2 separate regions of the Homo sapiens genome follow, and region 2 is linked to region 1. A link is a loop called in an ENCODE intact Hi-C map of the cell type or tissue named here. Cell type or tissue: CD14-positive monocyte. All regions are shown on one strand.

Region 1 (8,000 bases):
TTCCAAAAAACATGTCTGGGATGATGTAATAAGTATAGGCTGACAAATAGTCTGTCCTGAAGGAAGTTTTCTTCTGCTTCCTGTGGATTTCTCTAATGTAGTTAGAGAAATCGCTGGACGTGGAAATTGCAGCCTGTAAACTGTATTAAGTTTCATGCCAAATCTTGTTTGTACTGCTTTAGCAACAGCTGCATAAAGGAAGGAAATTGTGTCTCCTTATTGTAGAATCTGAACTTCTTCACAACAAAAAATCACTCTTAAAGCCCCCAGATTGGAAAAGAAAATAGATTCAAAGAAAAGCATTGAAGATTCAAACCTCAAGAGACAGACGTGGTTCTTTTTGGAGCTGCTTTGATAGGATATCACGATACAGGAATAAAGCAATAGTGTTTACCTACGAGCCTCCTAGAATTTAAAAAAGAAATCCATGTTAGATGAGATCCCTTAACAGTTTCTCTCCCTGTTAGGCCCGCTGTGGTTTCCGTGTGGCTTTACCGGGTGAACAGTGCCAAGCCTGTTTTATAGGCACAAGCTAGAGAGGGGACTCAGTAGAGATGGGCAGTGCAGGAAGCTGGTAGGAGTGGTGGTATGGAGGCTGCCACCAAAACCCTGCCATGTTCTCTCCCAGTCCCTGTGTGTCCCTATCAGCCAGCTTTCTCCAGCTTGGGAACACTAGACAGGGCTCGTACACCAGCAGGAAAGTTAACCACACGATGTAGCACAAAGGCCTACATTCTGGGGACCCCAGAATGAGTGCATGACTGTGATCACACTCAGAAAAGGGGGTCAGGGGTTCTTGAATCCAGCAGCTGCACCTTAGAACCATCTGAGGAGCTGTGAAAAATGTCGATCAGCCCAGGAGTTTTGATTTGTTCGGTTCACAGTGGGACCTAGGCGTCTGTTGTTTAGAGATGTCCTGGGTGATTTTTCCGTGCAGCCTGGGTTTTAGAAGCGCAGGTGTGGAGCATTGGTTCATGAAGACAACTCTTCATGGATGGCGTGTTCATGGACTCACTTGCTAAGACTTCACTTTCTAAGGTTGCTAATGCCAGTCGGTTTCCCCCTGTAAGGTGGATGGAAAATGAAGCTTCAAGTTTTCATTTTTGTGTCTTCTAATGACATAAAAGAGGCCAAAATTAGCCAGGGTCTGTGGGTGTGGTTTATGCCCTGTTTGTGATAGTGAACACTGAAAGGAATCGCAGCCCAGGCCAAGCCAGGAAGCAGGATGCCTCCTTCATAAGAAAGATGCTGAAGAACGTAAAAAATGCACAGAAAGTATTCATTGGCCTTCAGGAGTCAGTATTGGTTGCCTCTCTTTCCTTCCCTCCTCCCACCTTGCAGGTGACTGACATTTGTAGCTGTGTTTTGCAGTGATTCTGGACGTGGGAGCAGCCTCTTAGATAGAACCATTGCTGACAGACGACAGCTTAATACAATTACTTTGCCAGACTTCAGCGATCCCGAGACAGGTGAGAATAAAAAGCCAGAGGGGACGAAATGGTGTAATGGAGAATGTGGGGGCCTGGGACCAAGTGACATGGGATGAGACTGATCGGGTTGGGGTTGGAAAAATTTCTTGCACAAATAGTTTAAACACTCAACCGAGGTGCATTGCTCCAGTGTCTTTCTCAAGTGTTTCTTCACAGTGGGGACGGTCATATGATTTGCCCAGCCCAGTGCTTTCTTTGAAATCTATTTCCCCCTTTGCTCTTGGAACTTAAAATTTGAAACTAAAATGAGGTGGTTTCTGTCCCCATCAGGTTTCCCCTCTGCTTCCCTGTGTCTCCCTCTCTCTTTGGGTTTCAGACCTTGCTGAAAGCAAGGTTCACTTTCTAATCAGTTGCACATATAAACACACATACACCCAGCACAAGACCCCGTAGGGTGGCAGGTGGGTTCCACTGTCCCCATGTGGAAGCCCGAGGCACTTCCTGCCTATGAGCAAATCTGCACACCTCGTCGTGTGTGTGTTCCACATTTGCCTAAGTACAGGGGAGTGAGTCCACCTAACTACAGGGGAGTAGACCCCACAGTGGTGACACAGGTGAAGTGTCCCTTACCCGAAATGCCCGGGACCAGAAGTGTGTTGGGTTTGGGAATATTTGCATAAACATAATGAGATATCCTGGGATTGGACCCAAGTCTAAACACAAAGTCCATTTCTGTTTCATATACACCTATACACACAGCCTAAATTTAGGCAATTTTATACAATATTTTAAAGAATTTTGTTCATGAGACAAAGTTTTGACTGCATTTTGACTGCAGCCCATCACATGAAATCAGGTGTGGAATTTTCCACTTGTGTTGTATTAACACTCAGAAACATCTCGATTTTAGAGCATTTCAGATTTTGGGTTTTCAGATTAGGGATGCTCAACCCATACCAATGATTCAGTTGTAATCTGGGTGACTCGACAGACTCACAAAACATATAAATTTGCTCTTCTTTGAGCCTCAAAAATCATTCTAGAGCATCATTTGGAACCTGCTCCTGTTCCTTCTCCCCCACCCACAGGGGACCGTGTACAACTGAATTTCTATCTGGGTATGCCTGGTCTTTTATGGGCTGGCTGCATGACAGGGACCACGAGGTTATTTTCTTGTCCTTGTGCCACATCCCAGCTCTGCCAGAACCTTTCCAAAGAAAGCCTGAGAGCAGCTCTGAGTCTTGCACTGCCAGGGCTTGTCCTGGGAAAAACCTATCCAGGTGGGCTAAAAGGGATAGGGCCTTTGGGAGCCAGATGTGATGTTCAAGCCTGGCCCACCCCAACAGCTGCCTTGCAGACTGCATTTCTGCCCTAGGCTCCCTTGTACCAAATTTAAAGTCAGCTTGAGAAATCAGATCCAAAAGTCCTGCAGCTCCTGGGTAAAAAGATTTTTGGGCACTGGAAGCGGCACAAATCGTAAATTGGTGCAGTTTAATCTGGCTTGCAGCTGCTGCTTAAAATGTGGACTGAGCCATGGAGAAACTCACCCCCTGGAGTGGCCTGACCACTCTCCAAACAGTTCAGCAGTCATTGGTGGGCTTAGACTGCACACCAGGCAGAGAGCCTGGCTGGAATAGCACAGCAGAGTTCTGCATCATCCCAGCTCCTGCCGAGGGACCTGTTTAGGCCCCGTCATTGTAGGAAAGAGGTCAGGCTGTCAGGACTAGCCACTGCAAGGTGAGGCTCGGACATGGGGAAGAGAAGGAAGTGAAACTCACTATAGCACCAGCAGCAATTTCAGCTGATTCAAAACAGCTGCTGTGGCTACCCAGCGCCGTCTCCCCACTTTTCTCCCTCCTAAGTATCCTGTGAGAACAGCCACACTAAATTCAGACCCCCTTTCCTTCCAGCTGGCCTGGACCTTAATTTCCCTGGAGGTCCCAAGACTTTAAAGCCACATCACATTGAGAACAGGTAGTGTCAGAAAATAAATGAGGTCCTTGTTATTCATTCTTCCCGTTGCCCATTGGGACATTTTTCCTAGAGTGCTTGAGAGTCTCCCTCTTCAGATTCAGCTTTCTCAGATGCCATGGTGTTTAGGGAAGATGTGCCTGTGTGACACAGTCTGCGGTGTCACTGCCCTGGGTTGGGCCTGGCCCCCGGGTCTTCCTCCTCCCCCTCTGCTTAGTGGTACTGATGCAGCCAGTCTCTCGGGTGGGCCACCATTCACTTCCAGAGAGCCTAGGTGTTTGGAGTCAGGACCGCGGGCTCCTATGCCCTTCCTCAACAACAGGGAAGCCACAGCCTCCCAGGCACTGCCACAGACGGTTTCATTGTTGAGTCATCCACGCGAGTCCTTCTGAGACTCCTGCCACCAGCCCTACACCACCCCCGACCCAACCAGGCAGCTGCAAAATACTGATTTGCACGCCGACAATTTAACCAAGAGACCAGGGAATCAGAAAAATGGAAGGCCATTTTAGGAGGCCTTATCATATTTGTAAACGAGGGTAAAATATTCTGAAATGACAGTGTCAATCAAAGAAACTTACACGTTGGGAAGGCTTGCCTAAAAATGGGGAAAAATGCCTCCATCTTGATTAATAAAGCCCAGTTGCATATGGTTCAGCTCATGGTGCAGTCAAGAAGGGGCAGATGCTGTCATTCACACACCTGTGTGGAGAGCCCGCCTTGCGAACCACCCACAACACAGATTGTTTATTCCCTCACCTTGATTTGATTTGAAGAGGAAATACATTTACATAATTCAAAAGCTAAAAACTAATTCACAAGGTGCTGTAGAGAAGTTTGGCTTCCACCCCTGCCCATCCATCTTATTTGTTCCTAAAAATAACTGTATTTATTAGCTTTTTGTTTACCCTTCCAGTATTTTTTCATGCAAACAAGCATATGTATCTTTCCTCTGCCCCTTTACATAAACAACCACACACTGTGTATGCTTTTGAGCACCTGCCATTTTGCACTTCACAGTGTATCTGAAGATGCCTCCATACCCATCTGTGGAGAATTGCCTTATTCTTGTTTACAGCCATATAGTATTCCATGACACATGGATTTTACATTCTGGATTCTTATCCATCCAGCATGACCGCAGTCATTTTTCCTCCCTTTGCCTTTGAACAGTTTTCAGTTCATGTGCTAAAAGAGCCTGGCTGACTTTGAACATCCGCTGCAACACTGCTCATCCAGAAAAGCGACTGGGCTATAGAGGCAAAGAGAAAAGGAACTTATCCGAGATCAGAATGGTTCCCAGTGAAACAGAAGTGACCCTGAGATCAAATGTGGCCTGGGAGAACCCAGCCCTGGCGGGTGGCAGCTTATCAGCGTCATGCCCGACACTTAACTGCTTTTCTAAGTCCCCTTTAAAGGGCACAGGCGTCCGACACAAGCAGAGCCCTGCAGTGTTAGCATCCGTGAGGGTGCACAGCCACAGCCACAGCCACAGTGAACTTCCACTTTCGAGATCCTGCCAACCCTGGGGCACAGGCCCAGGATCACCCGCTGTGCAGGCAGATTCCTTTGTGAGGCCGCAAGTCCTCTTGGATCTGTTTTGTTTTCCCCCAGAACTAAATTTATTTTTTTTCTGTTTTTTAATTTCTATTATGGAAAAATTTCTAAAATGCCAGAACAGAGATACTAATATTCCCGTTACCCACCAGTGAGTTTTAGCAATCAGCATTCTCATTCGATCTCTCTCTCCTGTCCCACACTTGCTTTTCCTAGAGTATTTTAAGGCCAGTCCCTAATATCCTATTTTGCCTGTTAAAATTTCAGGATATATGTGTAACTGATAAGAGCTTAAAAATATATAACTACAATACTATTATTATATATCCTGGGTCCTTATACAGTGCAGCCTCAGTATTCATGATTTTGGAAGTGGTTGGTTAACTGGAATACGGTTTCCTACCTCTGAAATTGTCCATATGCAGAGCTGTGGAATAACATGAGGAGTCACCCACGTCCATAAGCTTTGAACTGGCCAAGTCCACTGTAGCTAATAGAGTGGAATTTTGTTTCATTAAACAGACATGTCAAACTAAAATAGCCCCCCTTATAGAACATGACTTCCCCTTAGGTATCACCTTGGGCGTCCCTTCCTCCCACCTCTGCCATCTCATAGGTCCCAGCCAGTGAAAGAGGACTCAAATAGAGTGACAGTCTTTACTTTGAAGCTCTGAGTCATTGTCTTTTCTTTGGAATAAGTTGGTAGTTCCTTAAATAGAGAATGAAAAAAATATTTTATTCCTTTGCCTTTAAAACAGGATGTGGGGTAAGGGGATTTATCTTTAATAATTGATAGATATCAACAAATACCTATCCAACGCAAAATAAGTATTTTAACTTGAAAGTTTGATCCACTTTGTTTGGGAAAATTTCTAATTGCAGCGGCGGTGGTCTCCCCGTTGCCATGTGTTTCTCCAGCTGTAAGACATGAAGGCAGCCATACCGGCTTTTTTCCCAAAGTGCCCAACCAGCACACCCCAACCATAGGCCACCCCAGAAAGCTTAGCACCCCCTTGTCATAATGCTGGGACCATGACATAGTGTTGCACCTCAGTACTCTGCACCTTGGAAAACCTTATTTTCAAGTAAACTGTATATAAGTGCTTCTCATAAAAAACAAATCTATGTAAAGTCAAGTCCTAACCCTTTCCAGTTGAAAAGCAAATTGCTTCCTCTAGAATGTTCTGGATATTGTAGGCTAAAGATGTATTATTTTCAGCAGATCACACTGCTGAATCTGTGCCCAGGTAAATCTTGAGTTATTTTTATTCCATGGTGTTGTTGCGGACCAACTAAATAACCAGTGGAAAAACAAATTTGTTTTCTTCGAAAAGCACTTGTATTCTATTGTCAGGTAGAGGAATGATTGTGTATTACATGACCTCATTTTCTTTGCAGCTTATGTGAGTATATTAAAAGCGAGTTTATTTTTTTCTTTGTGTTTCTAAAGTTTTTTTTTTGCCTTCACCCTTTTTTTCTCTTTCACTTTTTTAGTGTCAGATTCCTCCTCCTCCTCCTCTCCTCTTTCAAGAACCGAATCTCCTCTCCACCTGTTTGTGTCTTCTCATCTTCATTCTCCCAAACCCGATACCTTTGTGTGGCCCCCTGCAGCTCATTCATTCAGTGACGCAGGTCCCCGCCGGGAACCCTCTCTCTGTAAACATGGTTTTTCCTTTCTTGTGAGACCTACTTCATTTGCGTGTTTTACCTTCTGATAATCTTCCTAACTGATAAGCTGGAGAGGAAACTTCATCAGACTTGTCAGAGAGAAATCTTGCTCATTTGAAAATCCAAAAGCTGTTTGGGGCAGAAGGAAACCTGAGATTGCAGGCATTGGAGCCCATGCCTCAACTTCCTCTTTGCAAAGTAAAGGAAACCTTCTGGGCAGAACGGATAGAAGTTTTTCTAGAATATTGCCTCTAATCCTTGGGTCCTTCCGTGCTTTCCTGGAGTTGATATAAATGCATAAAAATCCTATTAAAAGGCAAATTACGACATTTTGCGCAAAAACTCCCGTTTTCAATTTAGAAATGAATTCAACCAGCGTATAATCATCAAGGCCGTATTCTACAGATCAGGGCCACAGCCCTTTCAGCATGTGGTTCTCAAACTTTACCATGCGTTAAAACCACACAGAAAACCTTTAAAGCAGCGGATCCCCTGGTCCCCACCCCCAACTTTATATTCATTAGGCCTGAGGTGGGGCCTGGGAATCTGGATTTATAAATTGCTCCCCTATGATTCCAATGCCAGTGGGTTTTAGACCACATTTTGAGAAACAGTGCTGTAAACTGTTTTCCATTTGCAGTGAAGGAAAATGTAGGGTTTGTGTCGTGAAACTATGCAGAGAAATTGAATAGTATTTTAGTCTAATCTTGCTTTTAAATAACACGGAAATTTTGAAAGTCGGCTTTAGGGAGTTCCAGAACCTGTCCATGAACAGCAACAAGAAAGATCCCTGTGTGAAAATGAACACTGGTTGGTAAAACCCTTAAATAGGACCTAAATATGAATCTGACCCGGGGAGCCCATCCTTGTTTTCTTTTGCTCATTTATTTAATGTTCACTGCCAGCACTGCTAGAAAATTTAATCTCTATATCTGTGATTTATAAGGGCTCATCTTTGTTCCAAATGCCCAGTTATGTGCTGAACAAAAGCTCTTAAGGGGAACTGCTGCCAGAAAGAACCACTATCTCTAATGTGCATATCTTTTGATGGCTCACCCGCTTTGTTCAGCTCTCACACACACAAAGCCAGGGCAGAAACTAGATTACCATTCAAAATAAACCATCCACGCCGAGAAACCCGCTGACCGTACTTATCTGCATATTAAGTGTTCTGAATTTTGCTTTAATGGCAATCCCAGTTTTATGAAATGGAAGATGAAGATACTGTTTAAACACCGTGTATGTTGTTTTTCATGCATTTCTTAAAATAGACATTTTCTCTTAATACAATGCCTACTGGCAATTGCCAACTTCGATTTTTCTAGAAAAATTCTTTACATTGACTTTTGATGAGTTTATTGTCTGAAAATGGGA
Region 2 (8,000 bases), 50 kb before region 1:
CTGCCTCCCTACCTGCAGATTCAGAGGCTGGCAGGAGCCTGTGATTGGCTGTCTGCGTGCCACGCGTGTGCCACATTCCTATCGCTTCTCTTCTTGGGAGTGCCTGCTCGTCCCCCCTGCCAAAATCAGAAGAGTTTTGAAGTAACAGGCAGCCAGAATGACAAGGGCCCTCTCCTTTGAGGGCTTCAACTAGATGCTCCCCAAGTGATCTCCAGCCACAGGATCCCGTGATTCTACTCCTGATGAGGACTGGGGCTGTTTTTCTTTCCTGTAGCACCTGGAATGCAGTTCTATACCAATTAGACCTCCGGTGAATGTGCTTCACAGAGTTTAATGAGGCTGTTAGCCTTTGGCATGCAAGAAAAGAAGGGTGCATACTTATTTATAGCATCTAGCTTTTTGATTCAGAACAGGCTGTTTCAGCTGCAGAGCTCCTTTTGTTGATCAGGAAAACAGTTGATATTTATCATTCCTCTTAGCAAAAGGAGGACAAAAAAACCATTTAAACATATAAATGTTTAAGTACTTAGTGTTTAAGTACTTACTAAGTATATTGAAGTACTTGGTGGTGTTATTGCAATGTATTGGTTGAGTAGGGCTGTTAGAATAATCCTTATTTTTGATTATCTACCATCTCTCCACATACCGGCTCCCGTGTCTTATTTCAGCCACAGTGATCATTCTCATCTCCTCCTCCTCCATCGTCCCTCATCCCCATCCCCAAGTCAGTTTCTAGGTATTGCTAGCTTTTCACTGCTTAGCATCCTCCATCACACTTGTCCTCCCCTACTTAGTCCCAGCCCATGCCTCCCAGACCTGGGTTACGTCTCTCCCGCCACCCTGTCTTGCCTACTTGGTCTCAGCATGCTGCTTTCATTTCTGCCTCCCCGCTGTGCTCCTTAAAGGCACAGTGACACCTTCCTCAGTACAGCAAAGCAGCTAAGAGGGCCCTGGGTTCAGGTTCAGATTCCAGGTCTGCTGCTTGGTGTCCGCACTAGTGAGGAGTATATTCAGATGTAATTAACAAAACCGGCATGCAGTGGCTTAGCCAAAGAGGAATTTATTTGGTTCCCCCTGCAAGAAGCCTGTGAGAGGCTGGTGCAGCAGCTGCAGCGCCTCATGGCATCAGGGCCACGCGCTTTCTCTTTCTGCTCAGTGTTCCTGGCCACCCTACTTCCGGCTGTGAAGGGGCAGGGCTGAGGGCAAAGTGTGTGCTGGCAGAGAATGCCCTGCTTTTAAAGGACTCTCCTGGAGGCCTCGCCCAGCCACTCCTGCCGATGTCCCATGGCGTAGGATGAGGCCCGCAGCCAGCCCTGAGCTGAACACATTGCCCGTGCTCACCTTGCTCAAGGTCTTCGGATGCCCACCCTGTGCCATCGCCAAGCACTAGGTGCTTGTTAATGCTTATTACTTTGCTTTTAAATAGAATATGTTTTTGTCAGAACAGCTTTTCACAGTAAACCAACTAGCGTGATATTTACTGTGTGACCTCTGTATATATCATTTAAAATTCTAGAATTCTTTTCTCTCCTCTCCCACCACCTCACTTTACCTTTACCCATTTGTCACCTTCACTGCAGCTCCTTGCCCTCCTTCCTTCACTGTCCGTGAATCCTGAACATCCCATCATTTTCCTGTGCTCCTGCACTGGCCTCCTAGCAGCACAAGAGAAGGTGGCAACACAGTGGTGCAGGCTCCACTGCGTGGTTGCACCAGTCTCTGAGCTGACCCTGCTGTGAGCCTTCTCTCCCCTTTGGTGGAGGGGGATTTTGTTGTTGTTTAAACCTTTTCTATTTTTTGCATTGTTTTTCTTTTTCTTTTCTTTTCTTTTCTTTTTTTTTTTTTTTTTTTTTTTTTTGAGACAGGGTGGTCTTGCTCTGTTGCCCAGGCTGGAATGCAGTGGTACGACGATCACAGCTCGCTGCAGCCTCGGCCTCCTGGGCTCAAGCTATTCTCCCTCCTCAGCCTCCTGAGTAACTGGGACTACAGGTGTGCACTACCATACCCAGCTAATTTTTACTAATTTTTTTTTGTAGAGACAGGGGTCTCGCTATGTTGCCTTAGCTGGTCTCGAACTCCTGGCCTCAAGTGATCCTCCTGCCTCAGCCTCCCTAGTGCTGAGATTACAGGTGTGAGCCACTGCGCCCAGCCGCCTCTGTTCTTTTTAAAACCTCCTGCCATTATTCTTTTCTTTTCCTCCCAGCACCCACCTCATTCCATCTTTACAGAGAAAACTGGCTGGGCCCGACACCACCTGCCATTCTCTCCTCCTTATCTGGAGGATCTTGCCTCTGTAGGAGAAGGCCTCTCAGCAGGGATACATTTGTTCCGGGGACCTGGCTCTCTCTAGTCTTCTGGGACCTAATTTATCTCCCCAGAGTCTTCACTCTGCATGCTGGTTCTGCTCATGTTAGCGAGAGGCTTGAGTTGCCTCTATGAAAAATTAACACATAGATAACCTTTCTTCACCCCACACATCCTTCCTTCATACCTCATCTCCATCTTTTCTTTGCTTATTGGTCCCCATGGCCTGTGTTCTCCTCCCGTGTCCCCTAAAGCCACACGTGCGGAGCTCGTCACCTGATTGATTGTGGTGGCTTCTTGGCCTCCGTTGCCGCTGGCCCCATTGGCCCCTTCTCGGGTCCCTCTCTGTGTTGTGACACTGCTGCATGCCCTCCCACCCAGATCCCTTCTTCGCCCTCCTTTCCAGATCCCTTTTCTCTCCCTTTCCATGGTCTGGCCCCACTGCCTTGCCTCTGAATACTCTTCTGGACTGATCTGATCTCTTCTAGTAACTTCAGCTCTTTTCTCAAATGTTTGTCTTCTGTTAGATCTTTTTCTTGAGGTCCCAGAATGTCTTTGGTAAATTACCTCATGATGCCTTGAACTCAGTATTTCCCGTGCTAAACTCATTCATGACAGCTTCCTTCCCCATTCTCCCTTTCTCCTAAAAAAAAACACCTCCCCTTCTCTCCCTCTCTCTCAAACACACACACACACACTCCACACACTCTCTCTCTCTCACACACACACACACACAATCACACTCGTGCATACACAAGGGCCTTCTGTGGCATGGATTCTCCCCCAGGTATGCAAGCCAGAAACTCTGGGCACCTCCTGTGCCTCCCCAGTCCCCGCATGCTTCCACAGGTGACCCATCCTTGCTGATTTGACCTCGGACACATTTCTTGATTCTGAAACCCCTGGACCATTCTATCCACTTTGTTCCTGGCCTGCCTCCATCAGGGTCTTCCACCTCACCCCACTCACCCCAGTCCCCCACGATCTTCCTAAAGCTCTAACGTCATCATGTCACTCTGTGCAGGGACCAGAGGCTCCTCGCTGACTGAGAGGGAAGTCCGTTTGTAGATTACTCACCACGGCAGGCAATGCACCAGTACTGAGAAGATAAAGAAGTTGTGGTTTCTGCCTTTGATGGTGTCTCATAGTGGGGCTGGGCTGGGGAAGGCCCAGCTCAGTTTCTATTCTCCCTGATGCCATTCCTGATTCCTGGGATCACCTCACCACAGTCCTGTTTCTCGCCCTGGGGGCACTCCTGAGTTTGTCTTTGTCTTTGTGTTGTTGGTGTATTTGCCTCTTTTCCTGTGCCAGATACAAAGCTACTCGAGGGCAGGGATTGTCACAGCTCTGGTCAGTTGTAGGTTGTCCTGGCCACCGGCATGGTGCATCATCCTGTGTGGGGACTCCGTAGGAGCCGTTTGGTGGTGGATTATGTTTTAAGCATTCAAGGGAAGCAGATTTTATGGGACTTACCTTAGTGTGCATAGATACAAACTCACACTTGTGCAGTTGTGGCACCAGTGATTCTCAGATGTCTGCATTTGTTTTTCTTTCCCAACCAGTGCCTAGAAAGAGCCATGAAGTTTGCCTTTGAGGAATTCCACCTGTGGTACCAGTTTGCTCTGTCCCTGATGGCTGCTGGAAAAGTGAGTCCCTTTTGTGATGGGCAGTTTTTTATGCCTTTCCTATTAAGGCCAAAGAGTTGAATGTCATGGAATTGCACGGAATGATAGACTTTGTGGAAGTCTTTCGAGCCACTCTGAGAAACTATCGTGGTCCGTTCTCAGTGAACAATCAGATTTAATTGTTTGGGGAGCCAAGATGGACTTATCACTGAGAAGAAAAATTCTGAAATATTTGTCTTTTTCCAGTCATTGTGACTTCATCAGGTGTCATGGACATGGCTTAAACTAGAGCTGATGTTTTACACAGACACCTCCACTCATCTGAGAGTTAAGCTGATTCCTGGAGGGGAAACCTGTTGGTTATCTTGAGCAATGTGTTATATTAGGCAGTGCATGATACTGGATGAAAATGTGGGCTGAGGGAGTCCAACGGCAGGATAGAAGCTTGATGCTGCTCTCCCAGCTGAGTGACCCAGGCAAGTTACTGAGCAGCTCAGTTTCCTCGGTAAAATGGAGTAAGAACAGCACCTGCTCCATAGATGTGTTATCAGGAGAATGAGATGCTACACCAGAGGTGTTTAGAGGCACGCTCCTTGCTGTGTATACACTCAACAGAGGTCGTAGCTATTGTTTTTCTTGCTAATTTGGGCCATTTAGCGAATGAAGCCTGAGATGGAAGATTATTTGAGCTAAGTGAATTCAGAAATTCAGTATTTTGTGCCTTAAATTAGATATTTACCTTTTATAAGAACAAACTTCCACCATCTTTATGTTTTTCTTAATTTTCCAATAGCTACACAAGTATGGAATGAAATTCAGGTGGCGCCAGAGAAGCATTCCTGCTGGCTTTTAACCCAGTGTACTCCCCAGTCACTCAGAAGCCGCAGGCTCTGGTTTTCATGCACCTCAGGCCCCCGCTTGCTTGGGCTTAAAGTTGGACAAGCCCACGAGGAGGTCACCCTGACCAAAAACCCCTCTGAGAAGGCTGTAGTATTCGGTTCTGTCAAACACTTTGAGTTTCACGGAAATAATCTTCTCTTGCCAAGTCTGCCCGTGCCGTGAAGGTGCTGAAAGAGTGTATCCGCCTGAAGCCAGACGATGCCACCATCCCTCTCCTCGCTGCCAAGCTCTGCATGGGCTCCCTGCACTGGGTGAGTAGGGGCGCCCCCCTCCCCGCTCCTGCAGAGGACTCTGGGCCAGGACTGCCCATTTTTTTCATGTCGAGGCACAGAGAGAAAGCGAGGGTGATTCATCAGCTGTACAAAGACAAGACTGTGTAGAGCCACGGACCCTGGGCCTGGGCCCCTGGCCTCCTCAGGCCTCATCCACTCCCCCAAGGACTGAGGAGTACTCTGGGGTACTCCAGGGGTTTTTTCCTATGGGATTGTGCTTCAGGAATAATGATAATAAGACAGAATTATAATTCATACTCCCATACATCTTGCTTTATTCAAGCAATGTGGGACTGAGAAGAGACACGTCACTGAATTAGCATCCCTGGCTGAACCTGGTTTGTTTTTGCTTTTGTTTTTGTTTTTGAGACAGGGTCTTGCTCTGTCACCCAGGCTGGAGTGCACGATCAGAGCTCACTGCAGCCTCAACCTTTTGGGCTCGAGTCATCCTTTCACCTCAGCCTTCTGAGTAGCTGGGACTACAGGTGTGCTCCACTGCACCCGGCTAATTTTTTAATTTTTTTGTAGAGACAGGGTCTTACTCTGTTGCCTAGGCTGGGAGCCTGGGACTTTCTACAGAGCAAGGAGTCACCCTATATTTCAGCTCATATGTTAAATTCAACTGTCTTCATTTCTATTCCTTCACATACGCGTTTTTCTTCAAATATTCTTGTTCAGATTTGAATTTGGCAATACCCTGATTTGTAACAATTCTAGTACCTCAGAAAATACATCATTTGAGTAGAAAATAGAAAACTCAGTCTAATTGCCGAGATGGTGGTATAGATAATTGCCACATACGATAGGGTTCTAATTTCTTTTCTTTAACTTCATGTCAAGATTAGCAATAAAAAGGATTTGCTCAAAAAAGACCGAAGCATCTTACAAACTCAGGTTGTTCACCCTTATATCCTTGCTCTTTGGTTTTTCCATGTATTCTCACCCAGCAGGAGAAAAGTAAGCCTAGTGAAGAGTGTTCCACTTTAGTTCCATTTTGCTTGGGAAAATGTAGAAAAGATGTTTTGAAAGCACAGGCTCTCACCTGAAACACACAGCTGTGAAAGTGTAGTTTGGTCACGTGGGTTTTGACAGTTTGGGGCTGTGAGCAGGCAAGGGGATGGTGCAGGCGGTTCCAGGAGTGGGCAGGCGGAGGAGTGGACACAACCTTTGCATTTGGAACGTGCCAGTTCCCAGCAGTGACTACTGCCCTCCTCCCAGCTCTGGCTTTATTTATTACTGTAACATATACATCTTGAAATGCCTTAAATAGACCTCTTTTTTTTAAAAAAAATAAGAGTAACAAATCTTTTCTGTATATTTTTTCTTGCATTTTTATTATTAAAATTTCCAAATACCACAAAACTCAAGAGTATATGAACTCCAGTGTCTTATCACCCAACTTCAATATCATCAACATTTGCCATACTTCAATGGAACAAATCTTACTCTTTTTGCCTCTAATGAATTGTGCACCAGGTCTTATTGTGGGTGTAGTTTACAGGTGCACATTTTCTCATTGGAATCTGCTGGCACAAGGTACATGTGTTGTGGTTTGTAAAATAAGTGGATGGAGTTTTGAAATTTATAACAGCTCATGGCAAAGAGAATCCAAGCCTAAATGGATTCTTTATATCCTGGGTAGGGGGGGAAAGAAAGGCTCAAACATAAAACATTTCAAGAACTTGATTCTTTACAAATATATTCAGTTCAACTTCTGCATACCTAGCACAACTTCATTATAGAACCAGTCAGTAAAAAATAAAGATGAAAAAGATAGACCCCCACCAAATATGAAAGCAACTTTGGAAAAGAAGGCAAATAAGCAGTAAGAAAAACTTTAAGGAGAAAAAGCAAGGTAGGAATCCTGCGAACTGTTAGAGAGCTCAAGAAAGAAAACAGAATCACCAGAGTGGGATTGGGAGATTTGAGAGTCATTTTCAAAGTGACTCATCAGAAATCCAATTTTGGCAGCAGACGCTTATGGGAACTCATGTTAGAAATTCTGCAGGTTGTTGTTGTTTTTAACTTGTCTCATTTTTCAGTTGGAAGAGGCTGAAAAGTTTGCCAAAACTGTCGTTGATGTGGGAGAGAAAACGTCAGAGTTCAAGGCCAAAGGCTACTTAGCTCTGGGGCTCACGTACAGTCTGCAGGCCACTGACGGTGAGAGACGTCCCACCCCCACAGCTGCTGAGCTGCAGGGCTGGACTACCTAAGTCTACCCTGCGGGATTCCCACAGTCCCCTTCTGTCTCAGGAGGGTGCAGAAGCTGGGGCATTCTGGTGTGCCATCCGGTGGGGCCCCTGGTGCTGCTGTCCTCTTTGCTTGGTCTGATGGGAGAATGGGAGGGCAGGGAGGAAGGCCCTGTGCCAGGGCTCCCAGGCCTCATTTTTAGGTACATTATGCTGGTGGCACACTGGGCACCTCACTGCGCTTTGAGGGATGATTCATCCACCTAGCCTTGCACCTGCCCCTGTCCCACCACTTGGTCTGGGCTGTCCTGTGTGAAGGGATGCTGGATCTTAGGTACAGGAATGTGGAAGAGTCAGGGCCAGACACTTCCAGGAAGCTTCCCTTGACTGGTCAGGAAATGCCCCTTCTCCATTTGCACATTTTAATTTGTAGATATGTACATGTGCAGTGCAGCAGCTCACAAGACACCTAGGGGTCTTGGGCGCAGTGATTTTTGGATGTGCTTAGAGTTCTGATGGATGGGATTCTAGCTAAGAAAAAATCTTGTATACTTAAGTTTTCAGTGATATTTGCAGAAAATTTAACAAACTTTTCCTGAACTGTTACTATTCTTTTATCATGTTGTTGTTAAATATAACACAAATGCAAAACAAAAATCCCAGAAACACATGGTTAATTTAATGAATTTTAATTAGTATAAGGCAAAATA

Evidence for each region. Hi-C counts contacts between places; a loop is a spot of excess contacts. Peaks named below come from ENCODE experiments on the same cell type or tissue, not always from the same donor. Only the 100,000 strongest peaks of a DNase experiment are listed, where the experiment ranks them.
Region 2: it touches region 1 in a loop (3-fold over the local background); 3 of 110 quality-filtered maps call a loop at or near these places.

The regions. Positions count from the first base shown.
Region 1 is chr14:90,604,211-90,612,210 of GRCh38, reverse strand. TTC7B (tetratricopeptide repeat domain 7B) reads left to right here. Exons shown (of 20, transcript NM_001010854.2): 17 at 1,372-1,469. Among named protein-coding and RNA genes, the nearest start is that of TTC7B-AS1, 34 kb to the left of the region's middle. In CD14-positive monocyte, no CTCF peak of the experiment used is centred here; DNase peaks (open chromatin) are centred at 1,650, 3,200 and 3,740; H3K4me3 peaks cover 1,804 bases; H3K27ac peaks cover 1,597 bases.
Region 2 is chr14:90,654,254-90,662,253 of GRCh38, reverse strand. It overlaps TTC7B (tetratricopeptide repeat domain 7B), which reads left to right. Exons shown (of 20, transcript NM_001010854.2): 10 at 3,867-3,950; 11 at 4,976-5,080; 12 at 7,144-7,261. Among named protein-coding and RNA genes, the nearest start is that of TTC7B-AS1, 16 kb to the right of the region's middle. In CD14-positive monocyte, no CTCF peak of the experiment used is centred here; DNase peaks (open chromatin) are centred at 2,903 and 3,393; H3K4me3 peaks cover 1,655 bases; H3K27ac peaks cover 1,200 bases.